2 separate regions of the Homo sapiens genome follow, and region 2 is linked to region 1. The links are chromatin loops, found by intact Hi-C in ENCODE. Cell type or tissue: OCI-LY7. All regions are shown on one strand. Each heading gives the region's core, and the rest is flanking DNA. Links, peaks and the distances in the headings are about the cores only. Region 1 overlaps CHLSN (cholesin). Region 2 overlaps ZFAND2A (zinc finger AN1-type containing 2A).

Region 1 (6,120 bases), core at 1,599-4,098:
AAGGCTCCAACCTGGCGCGGAGCCACGGCCTGCGTGCTTCTGAAGGAACAAGAGAGACGAAGTCACTGTGGGCCGCACCACGTCCTGACAGCAGCTAACCTCCCCAGGCCGGAATGGAACAGATGGAAGACATGGCAAGTCTGTCTGAGGGGAGGTCACAGGATGTCCCTAAAGTCAGGATATGGCACGGAATGCAGAAATTGGAGCAGAGTTCCAACCCCGCCTGCCACTGGTGCGGCAAAACCCGCACACCCCACACACAGCTTCCTTGGGACCTGGGCTCTTTCTATAAAGGGGCTGCTGGTGCATGTCTCCTTAATGCTCCAGGCCTGTGAGGATCGGATGCCCGAGGGTGCTCCTGCATGTCACGCGGAGGCGGGGGACGCCAGCGATGCCCTCCCGGGGGCGTGGGAAGGGGCTCTCGGCCTCCCTTGACTCTCCATCATCAGAGAATGTGTCCGCCTGGCATGTGAGACACGGCGCACTTCTCCGAACCTCGGGCTGTCTTCCAGCATGTGTTAGCTCTAGAATTCCTTCTGCACACAGCTTGATGTCTCCCCTGTAAGGTGGATCCGGCGCGTGGTACTGTGAGCACCTCCAACCAACTGCTCCCTCCCTTGTGCCTATGGGGGAGAAGCGAATGAGCCAGGACTGGGCTAATCTCAGGCAGTGCCGCCCCACCCTTGCCCCTGGTGGACCGCTCCCCTTGAAAAGGAGCAGCAGTTGGTGGGAAGGGAAGCCTCACTCCGCCCAGCAGAGACAAGGGGTGTGTGGGATCTCACAGAACCGTGTAGACCCACGCACCCCCACTGTACAGATGGGCACTGAGGCTCAGGAAGGTTAGAGACGTTGCCCGGTATCACACAGCACGTGGGGTGAGGAAGTGGAACCCGGGCTGGAGCCGGCAACGCTGAAAACCAGGGTTGTTTGGACGGCGACATGCAACTCCCTGAGGGCTCTGCTCCTGCAGAATCAGGGGGACCCATGCTGCTGCCTACCATGGAGGGCATGGGAGAGGACTGGGGATGGGACAGGGAGCAGGAAGGGGTTGCTCAGTCAGTCAGTGCTGGCAGAGGGAGGGGCGCTGGGAAGGCACTGCAGGCCCTGTGTCTGGGGCCTCTCAGCACAAGGACTGGGCTTTGCACGCGAGGACTGAAGGGTCAAAGGCGAGGGCCAAGGTTTCCTACGTGGCATTCACTCGGGAGGGCTCCTGAAGCTGGAGACACACTGCCTTACTTTGTGCGTGTTTTTCTCTATGCATTATCCAGTATTTGGCTATGTGTGCATTTAGCTCAATAAGCAATGATCAGATGAAATTCCCCTTGAAGTTCTTTCCTTTTATTCTATCCTGGGGATGAACAGAAAAATATTTTCACTTCTTAAAAATTCATAACGACATCAGATCCAACAAGGAAATCAGTGCCTGAAAAGATGACTATTGACCCAGGACGCCTCTGGTGTACAGGCCGAGACCATGTGCTCAGAGTCAGCCGGCCCCTCCCAGATCTGCTCCTGGCCAGCTGTGAGGCCGCGGTGACACCACCTCCCTGCAGTCAGTTTCTGCAACCATGAGACGGGGAGAAGGACAGCCCTGCCTCACAGGCTCTGAAGGAGGGTGACCTAAGATCAAGCACGCAGAGCACCGCACAGCGCCCAGCATGCATGTGTACAATGTCACATTCTACACTGAAGGAGGCTGAGACAGGAGGATCTCTTGAGCCCAGGAGTTCAAGACCAGCCTTGGCAATACAGTGAGACCTTATCTCTACAAAAAAATTAAAAAAAAAAAAAAAATTAGCGGCTCGCATCTGTAGTCCCAGCTACTCAGGGGCCGGGGTGGGAGGATGGCTTGAGCCTGGGAGGTGGAGGCTGCAGTGAGCTGAGATCAGGCCACTGCACACTGGCCTGGGCAACAGAGCAAAATCCTGTCTCAAAAAAAAAAAAAGATTTAAAAATCGGCAAAAGGTCTCTATGCCTTACAAATAGTCCACGAGATTCCTGCCATGCCGTCACACATCAAGTATTAAGTAGGTCTTGGAGACGGAAGTTCCTGCAGTCCGGGCCCTGTCTCTTACATCAGTAGCTGTACAGTACAAGTTACTTACCCGCCCAGTGCCCACAGGAGAAGGCTGCGCTCCAAGACCCAGATGCCCCGATCCGCTGACTCTATGCTGCAAGCAGGAAATCTAGGAGTATCGGCCACTCGCCCGCCCAGGGCAGGCTCCCCAGGAAACCCAGGGCACGTGAGTGGAGAGCTTGGGAGCTGAGCTCTTCCTCAGCCGCTGGGATGGGCAGAGAGACCAGAAGCCATGGGTTTGCACTAGCAGGGTGCAGCTATTTTTAAGTGACATGTCTCAGCTATTTCAAGGTTTGAATTTTTATTTTACTTATTTTTTTCTGTACTTTCTCATGACTCACATCTTTCAAAATTGTGTCTCAGGCATTTTTAATGCTGAAATCATCTCAACTTCACAGCTGGTCAAAAAATGTCTAAGAGCAAATCAGCTCTTTATCATCCAAATACAAAAAGGTACATATTAGAGTTGTCAACTTTCTACTGCTGGAAGAAAACTCCACGTTAGTATTTTTCCATTAAAAAATTAACACAGCATTCTGTTTAGGAAATGTGTGTATATTTCCTAAAATACACATCTGAAAGACTTTAAATTGCTATTGCACAGATGCCTTGAGCCCCAGCAGGTCCCGAGGGGCCGAGTGCCCCTGGAGGCCCAGCACCCCACTCTTGCACCTGCACCAGCTCTCCTGGCGGGGAGCAGGTCCCGAGGGGCCGAGTGCACCTGGAGGCCCAGCACCCCAGTCCTCTGCCTGCACCAGCTCTCCTGGGGGGGAGGGGGAAGGGGGGAGCCCACGCAGGTCTCTGAACCACGCCTCAGGCTGCAGCAGCCGCATTACTCATACTCAGCGGACAAAGGATCACTCAGCATTCAATCTCACCACTTCAAAACATTACAGAGGGAAAACGACACCTAGAAGTAGGAGTGAGATTCGCTGAAGTTCCCTTCTGAGGAAGACCCACCCCTCCGCCTGGAGAGCCGGGGCTGGCGGTGCCTGAGGACCCCTTCGGCCTGGACAGCCCACGCGGGCTTGGGGGGCCTCGCTCTGCCCTCATGGGGCGGCCATCGGTTCCCGAAGCGGCGAGTGAAAATTCAAATGGCCAGTAGGGGGCGCACTCGGAAGTGGCCGCCCCGCATGAGGCAGTTCAGCGGCCCCGAGAGTCCGGGGAGGGAGGTTTATTCTCCGCCTGCACGAGACTGTGAAATCCGCAACCATGAGCAGGAGAGGCGGCCCTGGTGGGGAAGAGGCCACCAACATCTGGACGGCAGGTAAGTTCCGACGCTTCTGCAGCGAGCGCGGGAGGAGGGACCTGAGGCACCGCTAACACTCAGAGAAAACTACCGGCTGAGGGTCCCTGGTCTGAATGCTTGGGACCGGAAGAGTTTCGGAGTTCAGATTTTTGCAGATTTTGGAATATCTGCAGGTACAGAATGAGAAAGCTAAATACGAAATTCATTTGTGTTTCATACACACCTTATACACACTGCCTGAAGGCAACTTTATAAAAACACTTTTAACAATTTCATGCATAAAACAAACTTTGAACTGCCTGGACTGCAGCCCGCCACACGAGGTCAGGTGTGGAATTTTCCACTTGTGTCACGACGCTCCAACAGTGTCGGACTGTGGGGCACTCTGGATTTCAGATTTCCAGATGCTTAACCAGTACTCAGATTCCTAAGTTACTTGTCAGAAATGCCTATTTCTTGGGATTACACTTCTCTCTGCAAATGTCTGTGAAATTCCTGTTAAATTCTTTATGGATCATGCACATGCTACTAAGTTAATTATGAAATTTAGTGTTTAACGCAGGTCAGTTGCAAAAACAAGAATATTGCTTGCTTCAACCCAGGAGGACAGGTTATTGCCTAAAAGATACACAACACCTAGTATGATGCCTTCAAACTTAAAGAAAGGTTTGTATCTGTGGGTGAAGAAAAGCAGTTAAACCAGAAACTTCCACAAAAACAAGTCTAGTAGAACTGAGCTGATTGCCAAAGTGTGGGAGAAAAAGGGCCAGCAAAAAAATGGTTAACACTAGCCTTCTGAGGAGGCCGCCCAGAGCCTGGCCAGAGAGGAGCCAGAGAGGAGCGGGGCGGAGGGGGCCTATAAAGCCCTGTGCCAAGGGGCAGACTCACTGGCTCAGAGGGAGGACGCACCCGCCAGCCAGCCGGGAACCTTCCCTCGCGGGCTCCCAGGGCGGGTCTCTTCCTCTCTCTAGCCCTGCTCAGGCATTCGGCAGGTCCAGCAGAGGTACACCTCCTGCAGCGGGTTCCAAGTGCACCTCCAGCCTGATGGGCCTGACCAAGGAGGCTTCCAGGAGCACAGAAGGGGCTGCAACCCAGGTAGGACTCAGCCTCGGCCTGGCGGTGCCATACCACTGACTAGGGGAGCGGGTGGGTGGTGCCACCCAGGCCGCTGTCCTGTTATGGGAACAGCTGAACACAGACCAGACACCTCACCCCCTGGTGAGAGCAGCACCCAGCTTCCCAAACTCAAGGCACAGACCCCTCTCCCCCGGAGCTCCGGTGGTCTCAGCGTGACCGCAGCAGGGGCTTTGCCTGGACGGCCTTTCTAACTCGTGCTGAAAGCAGGACCCAGTATTCCGTCACGTTCTGTCCCAGCAAGAACGTGTCTCACTTCAAGAAAATGAGGGTGCCCACTCTGCCCTGCCCTGCGGTGCCCCAGTCACTCTCACCAACCCTGAAGCCCTGGGAGGGCCACACGCCTTTTGACAGATGCAGACTTAATACAGCTGACTAAAGTGTGGCTTTATTTCTCTATGACAAGCAGAGGAAATCTGAAATGAGGTATTGCACTGTTTATAACTCCATGGCCACCTCCAGTGAGGACGTGGGGCCAGTGGTGAATGGCACACTAGGTTCCTCTCACCCAGGACCACATCAGACACTAGGACACATCAGACACCAGGTCCCGTATCTTCTCGGTGTCTGGCAACGATCAAAAGACTCAATTTACATGGGAAAGAAATGAATGACTCGTTTTTAAACTATTTTTCCCTTGGAGTTCATTTAACAAAATTAGGAAAGAAAATAAACGTTAAGTTGAGGGTTCTGCCCACCTTTAAACTTCCTGCCACGCCACGGTCTAATACGTTCCAAAATTTCTACATTTAAAGAGCAAAACAAGTCCTCTGTGCCGTTTTTAAGAAATTAAATACAGAGGCGAAATGCGGAGTCTTTCAACCTTCCCGACAGAGCCTGAGAGCAGAGGCATTTATGCTGTTCAATGGTATTATCTACTAAAGATGAATCAAGAGTGCAAAATAACCAAAATCAAATTCACCAGCCCCAGCTAAGTGAAGGTTATTCAGTACTTTTAGAATAACTGACACAGAGGCAGTGATTCATCTTGTCTTCCCCACCCGCCTGTTTTTGAGATGGGGCCTCACTGCAGTAGCTCAGGCTCGAGTGCAGTGGTGTGATCTCGGCTGAGGCTCGAGTGCAGTGGTGTGATCTCGGCTGAGGCTCGAGTGCAGTGGTGTGATCTTGGCTCACTGCAACCTCTACCTGCCAGGCTCAGGCGATCCTCCTGCCTCAGCCTCCCGAGTAGCTGGGACTACAGGCGCACACCACTATGCCCAGCTACTTTTTTTGTCTTTTTTTAGTAGAGACAGGGTTTCGCCATGTTACCCAGGCTGGTCTCGAACTCCTGAACTTGAGCAATCCTCCCACCTCATCTTCCTGAAGTGCTGGGATTATAGGCCAGCCTTTTTTTTTTTTTTTTTTTTAAGTAAGTATTTTCAAGCAATAGGTCAACAAATCTCTAGTCTGGTTTTGCAGCACTTCAAAACAATAACCCCTGGCCCGGCGCGGTGGATCACACCTGTAATCCCAGCACCGTGGGAGGCCAAGGCGGGCAGATCACTACAGGTCAGAAGTTCGATACAAGCCTGGGCAACATGGTAAAACCCCATCTCTACTAAAAATATAAAACATTAGCCAGGCGTGGTGGTGCACACCTATAATCCCAGATACTCAGGAGGCTGAGGCAGGAGAACCACTCTAACCCGGGAGGCGGCAG
Region 2 (6,120 bases), core at 1,793-4,292, 64 kb after region 1:
GAGAGGGAGAGGGAGAGGGAGGGGGAGGGAGAGGGAGAGGGAGAGGGAGAGGGAGAGCACTCTTAAGTTTTATACTTCAATACTCCGTCAAATCGAAGACAGAAAACGCAATGCATGAACCAGGCGCCGCCTCTCCCCGCTGAGAAAATGTGCCAGGGCTGTTTGGCCTTTGGTGGGAGAGCTAGACAACGCCATCTAACAGGGACAGCACCGAGCTGACCACCCAGTTTCAAAATTTTGAGCAGTCACAGTAAAACCCAAGTGAAATTCATTTTAATGTTTTATTAACCTAGCATATTCAAAATATTATTTCAACATGTAAATATTTTTTTACTCTTCAGGCCTTGGTTTTATTTGCATTTCTAGAAATATACACACACTTCTAACTCTGTGCTACAAAAATTATACAGCAGTCCCCGTTTATCCTCTGGGGATCTGTTCCAAGCCTCCCAGTGGGTGCCTGGACCCCACTCTACAATAAAGGCAACATGTAAACAATACCTTTAACAGTGAGATATAGATAGATAGATAATTTGGTATTATGTTCAAAGCCCAGTGTGTTTTGGATACTTTTTTTTTTTTGAGACAGAGTCTCACTCCGTGGGCCAGGCTGGAGTGCAACAGCACAATCTGGGCTCACTGCAACCTCTCCCTCCTGGGTTCAAGTGATTCTCCTGATTCCTGAGTAGCTGGGATTACAGGCACCTGCCACCATGCCTGGCTAATTTTTGTATTTTTAGTACAGACAGGGTTCACCATGTTGGCCACGCTGGTCTCGAACCCTGACCTTGTGATCCACCCGCCTCAGCCTCCCAAAGTGCTGGGATTACAGGCGTGAACCATTGCGCCTGGCCTTGTTTTGTTTTTTTTTTTTTTTTTTTTTTTTAATGAGACAGTCTTGCTCTCTGTGACCCAGGCTGGAGTGCAGTGGTGTGATCACAGCTCACTGCAGCCTTGACGTCTCCTGAGTAACTGGGACCACATGCATGCACCATCTGTCTGGCTATTTATTTTTTTTGAGAGACAACGTCTTACTACATTGCCCAGTCCTATCTCAAACATCTGGGCTCAAGCAATCCGCCCACATCAGCCTCCCAAGGTACTGCGATTACGGGCATAAGCCACTGGGCCCGGCTGGATACATCTCAGTTTGGACATTAAATTATCAGAACTTTGTTTCTCAAGACTTTAAAAATTAAAAACATTTTTTCATTAGAACACCTGATCTGCAGATTCACAGTTCACACACCCAGGTTCCTAACGTACCTGTTTTCCACTGACTGAACCAAGTTAGTGGTTTTTAAACTTAACCACACCGAACACTGTGCTGGCTGCGTTTTCCTTGCTCCACAGCACACGAGGCCAGAGGTGCTGCAGACGCAGGGAAGTGGCTTGTCCAAGTGCAGTCCCAGACCAGACGTGTCACCCGGGCAGCTCCAGGTGTAAACCTGAGTCCACCTCAGACCACAGAACCAGGGCCTCGGGGTGGGGTCCAGCACCCTCCCGTAAGGAGCCCTGTGTTTTGACACAGGCTAGGGCTTGGGAACCGCCGGCCTAGGACAGACACCATGAAATAAGCATAGCAACGGTCACATGTCACCCACCGTCAGGGATGTGCACGGCCAGGTGATTGCATTGTCGTGCAAGCATCCTACAGGGACTTACACAGAGCTCGATGGTGCGGCCTCCTCCACACCCAGGCTGTAGGGCATAGCCTGTGGCTCCCAGGCTACAAATGCGTGCAGAGTGCTACTGCGCTGAATGCTGTAGGCCACTGCGGCACGGCGCTGCGTGTTTGTGCTTCCAAACCTAGGCGTGGTGCGGTCCAGCTTGCTGGGAGGATTCCATCCCAGTGTTCTGTGGGACTGCAGGGTGACTAGCTTGTTCTTAAGTTTTTTTTTTTTTTTTTGAGATGGAGTCTTGCTCTATCACCCAGGCTGGAGTGCAATGGCACGATCTCTGCTCACTGCAACCTCTGCCTCCCGGGTTCAAGCGATCCTCTTGCCTCAGCCTCCCAAGTAGCTGGGATTACAGGCATGCACCACCACGCCCGGCTAATTTTTGTATTTTTAGTAGGGACAGGGTTTCATCATGTTGGCCAGGCTGGTCTCAAACTCCTCCAAATACCACAATGTACCCCATCAATATGTACAATTATGTCAATTAAAATAAAAGCAAAAAAGTTTGTCAGATTAAAAAAAAAAGATATAGTGAAAATACAGTATGTTCTGCGATCACCAACATATACACGGTCCGTCATCGACAGAAACATCGTTCCCCTGACTGCAGGTCTGACCACCTTTTTGCAGAACGCCAACAGAATACAAACCCTTCCCGTTACATTTTTAGATGGTGAAAGCAGAAAAAAAAAAGGCAGTGGCTTGTGTTTTTGTGAACTGTCTCAGCGGGACATCTGGTGGGCACAGCTGGATGGCCAGGGCAGTTCAGAACAGGACAGAACTTGGGGGAATTTTGTTTCACCTTATTCCCTGACACCCCCTAAGTTCCCAGGAAATCACTGCACTCTTGATGAGCAGAGCGGCTGTCAGTATAAATCTAACACCAGTATTTACGTTACCCGTGTTCATCACTTCACAAAATCAGACGGTGGTGGAAAGTGTCAGGCCACGAAGGCCGCATCTGTCATCTGAGCCACAAAGGACTGTGCACCTCACTACCCCCCTTCCCTCCCGTTTTGGCTTTCTGCTCTTCAAACCTATAAAACCCAGTCTCCTGTAATCTCTGGCACTTGTGGAAGCCCTAGTTCCTGCCATTGTAGTTTTAAGTCACTTCTGGAAGTTTCCACTGCTTCATCACTGGACAGAGCCATCTTCAACAGGTGGCATTTTGCAACTTTCTTGTTGGTGCTGAAATAGATCCAGGTGCAAAGCAGCTCTCGGGCTTGCTGGCTGCTGACAACTGTGCCTTTTTTTTTTTTTTTTTTGAGATTCAGTCTTGCTCTGTTGCCCAGGCTGGAGTGCAGTGGCACAATCTGGGCTCACTGCAACCTCCGCCTCCCAGGTTCAAGTGATTCTCCTGCCTCAGCCTCCTGAGTAGCTAGGATTACAAGCGTGTACCACCACCACACCTGGCTAATTTTTGTTTTAGTAGACATGGGGTTTCACCATGTTGACCAGGCTGGTCTCAAACTCCTGACCTCAGGTGATCCGCCTGCCTCCGCCTCCCAAAGTGCTGAGATTACAAGCGTGAGCCACTGCGCCTGGCTGAACTGTGCCTGTTTTAAGAAGTTGACCGTGGCAGGGACAAGTGGTCCAGGAAGACACACCTTCTCTCACACAGTGTCCCAGCCCCTTGGAGGTCAGGAACGGGCACGCAGCTGTGCCCTCAAACAATGCGAGTAGCACCTGTGGCCGCCGCTGGACAAGAACCCTCGGCCAGGCAGGTGGATGTCCTTCCCCCTTCTTGGCCAGATAGTCACATCGTTACAGAGGTGACATGGTGAAGAGCGCAAGTGAGCTGTCTGGTGTTTGCTGGTTTTGAACTCCTGACCTTAGGTGATCCACCCACCTTGCCCTCCCAAAGTGCTGAGATTACAGGTGTGAGCCACTACGCCCGGCCTAGTTTGTGTATTTCAGTGGGGAAGTTTCAAGGTTTCAGGCTAACCATCTTCACTAAAATATAAAAGATTAGCCGGGCATGGCAGTTTGGTGCCTGTAATCCCAGCTACTCGGGAGGCTGAGGCAGGAGAATTGCTAGAACCTGGAAGGCAGAGGTGGCAGTGAGCTGAGATTGTGCCACTGCACTCCAGCCTGGGCAATAGAGCAAGACTTCATCCCTTTTAAAAAAAAAAAAGCAAAGCCAGCCAGCATTGAAGCTGGGGATTCCCGTGAAGATGGCCCGGAGGTGCTGCTGGGCCATTAGAAGTATGGGGAGTACCTGAAGGCGGAAGTTACCTAGAGTGGAAATAACCCACACGGCAGTGCAAACGGGAAGGACCTCATCACTTTCCACCAAAAAGAACAAAGAACAGCTCTTTTCAGGTTTGTCTTGATGATGCAGGAATGTTGATCATGTCAGAGGATCTTGGAGGGCAGAAAAGGTGTTTCAGAAACCAGCTGTATGATGCTGCTGCTGCCGAAAGGTTGTGCTGGAGCGAGCTGCTTCTGTAACTTGGGGTCCCAGTCCTGTGTCCTTCATCCATCCTGACGAAGTCGCACCACTGGAGCATCGCGTCACACTGTGCAGTTACACACAGCAACCTTTCCGTGTTCACCAACCAAGAGCTGCAGCACCCCACACAGACGAAATTGCGTTCACATGAGCCGGGTGAACCAGTACCCGAGTCGCTGGGCCAGCCCGCCAGGAGCCAGGGTGAGGAAATCTCCCAACGGCCTGGATTCAGAGACTGTCATGGGTGAGCACCTACAGAGAGGGTGGATGGATCAGCTCAGCCTCCATGTGCTGACCGCAAGAACCCACACAGCTTCCTGCAGGTAAGCAACTACCACTGGCCTGGCCCAGGGATGGACGCCAGACACCACCAGGTGCAACAGTTGAGGCAAATACAGATGCTTCTCGATTTGACAAACATTAGCATTACGAGTTGAATCATGTCCCCACAAGACATGCTGGAGCCCTAGACTCGGGACCTCAGAGTGTGACCTTCTGTGGACACAGGGTCTTTTCAGAGGTCACGACTGTGGGATCACATGACCAGCATCCTTACAAAAAGGGGAAGTCGGGACACACACAGAATGCCATGTGAAGATGAAGGTGGAGACGGGGGTTGTGCATTGACGAGCCCCGAGATGCTGGGGAGACGCAGCCGATGCTCCCCGCAGCCCTCAGAAGGGGCTGGCCCTGCCGACATCCTGCGCCTGGACCTCCAGCCCCCAGAACTGTGAAAGAACCGATTTCTATGGTTTGAGCCACCCAGTTTTTAGTACTTGGTGACGGCAGCAGTGGGCAATGAGAACAACTAGAATCAACTTCAGCATTCAATTTTATTATAGTCCCATCTCCCTCAACAAACAAGATCAGCAGCCAGTGTGGGATGGTGCTCAATGGGGCTCCACTTCCCACTAGAGTGTAAGCTGCTTCCACGCATGCTACTGCGTGCTCCGAGCCATCGCAGCGGAGTCTCTTCTCACCCAGCTTTGATGGTGGGGCGACTCCCGTGTCTGCAGCTGTGGTCCAAAGGGTGTCTGTGCTGGATACAGAAGTTGCCGTGACATTGGGCACATACCATCTGCAGCATCTCTTTCTTCTTGCAGCCCTCTTTTGAGCAACGGTATGTAAAAATCTAAGAGAGCAAAGTGACTTCAACAAGCAATTCTTTTTTTGGAGACAGGGTCTCGCTCTGTTGCCCAGGCTGGAGTGCAGTGGCTTGATCTTGGCTCACTGCAACCTCTGCCTCCTGGACTCAAGTGATTCTCCTGCTTCAGCCTAGTACCTGGTACTACAGGCACACACCGCCACGTCCAGCTAATTTTGTCTATTTTCACAGAGATGGGGTCTTGCCATGCTGCCCAGGCTGGTCTCAAACTCAGCCTCAGGTGATCCTCCCGCCTTGGCCTCCCAAAGTGCTAAGATTACCTGTGTGAGCCACTGTGCTGGCCTTAAATTCTTTAACAGCCTCCGGTAAGAACATTCCCATTTAAACTGGACACAGTTCCTGTCTGCACAGAGTACAGATGCAAAGTTTCATTTGACCATCTCAGTGCAGGTAAGAAGAACATGGGGCTGGACCCAGTGGCTCACGCCTGTCATCCCAGCACTTTGGGAAGCCAAGATGGGTGGATTGCCTGAGCTCAGGAGTTCGAGACAAGCTTGGGCAACATGGTGAAACCCCATCTCCACTAAAATATAAAAGATTAGCCAGGCATGGTGGCGTGGTGCCTGTAATCCCAGCTACTTGGGAGGCTGAGGCAGGAGAATTGCTAGAGGAGGCAGAGGCGGCAGTGAGCTGAGATTGTGCCACTGCACTCCAGCCTGGGCGACAGAGCAAGAGTTCGTCCCTTTAAAAAGAAAGAAAAAAAAAAGCCGGTCAGCATTGAAGCTGGGGATTCCCGTGAAGATGGCCCGGAGGTGCTGCTGGGAGGACAACAGAGAGAGGCAGCCAGGAAGCAGGGAGCGGGAGGGAAGGAGGCCAAGCACAGA

What was found. Hi-C counts contacts between places; a loop is a spot of excess contacts. Peaks named below come from ENCODE experiments on the same cell type or tissue, not always from the same donor. Only the 100,000 strongest peaks of a DNase experiment are listed, where the experiment ranks them.
Region 2: a loop joins it to region 1, with 4 times the contacts of the local background. A loop is called at or near these places in 23 of 110 quality-filtered maps.

Annotation. Positions count from the first base shown.
Region 1 is chr7:1,083,901-1,090,020 of GRCh38, forward strand. All of the region lies in intron 2 of CHLSN (cholesin), which reads right to left. It overlaps GPER1 (G protein-coupled estrogen receptor 1), which reads left to right and starts at 4,213. Exons shown (of 2, transcript NM_001098201.3): 1 at 4,213-4,421. In OCI-LY7, for the core only: CTCF peaks have their summits at 3,160 (motif pointing right) and 3,366; DNase peaks (open chromatin) are centred at 2,111, 2,781 and 3,201; H3K4me3 peaks cover 2,500 bases; H3K27ac peaks cover 2,500 bases.
Region 2 is chr7:1,147,962-1,154,081 of GRCh38, forward strand. ZFAND2A (zinc finger AN1-type containing 2A) reads right to left here. Exons shown (of 5, transcript NM_182491.4): 5 at 4,946-5,263. The coding sequence ends at 5,108. Among named protein-coding and RNA genes, the nearest start is that of ZFAND2A, 9.2 kb to the right of the region's middle. In OCI-LY7, for the core only: no CTCF peak of the experiment used is centred there; DNase peaks (open chromatin) are centred at 2,860, 3,420 and 3,900; H3K4me3 peaks cover 523 bases; H3K27ac peaks cover 2,500 bases.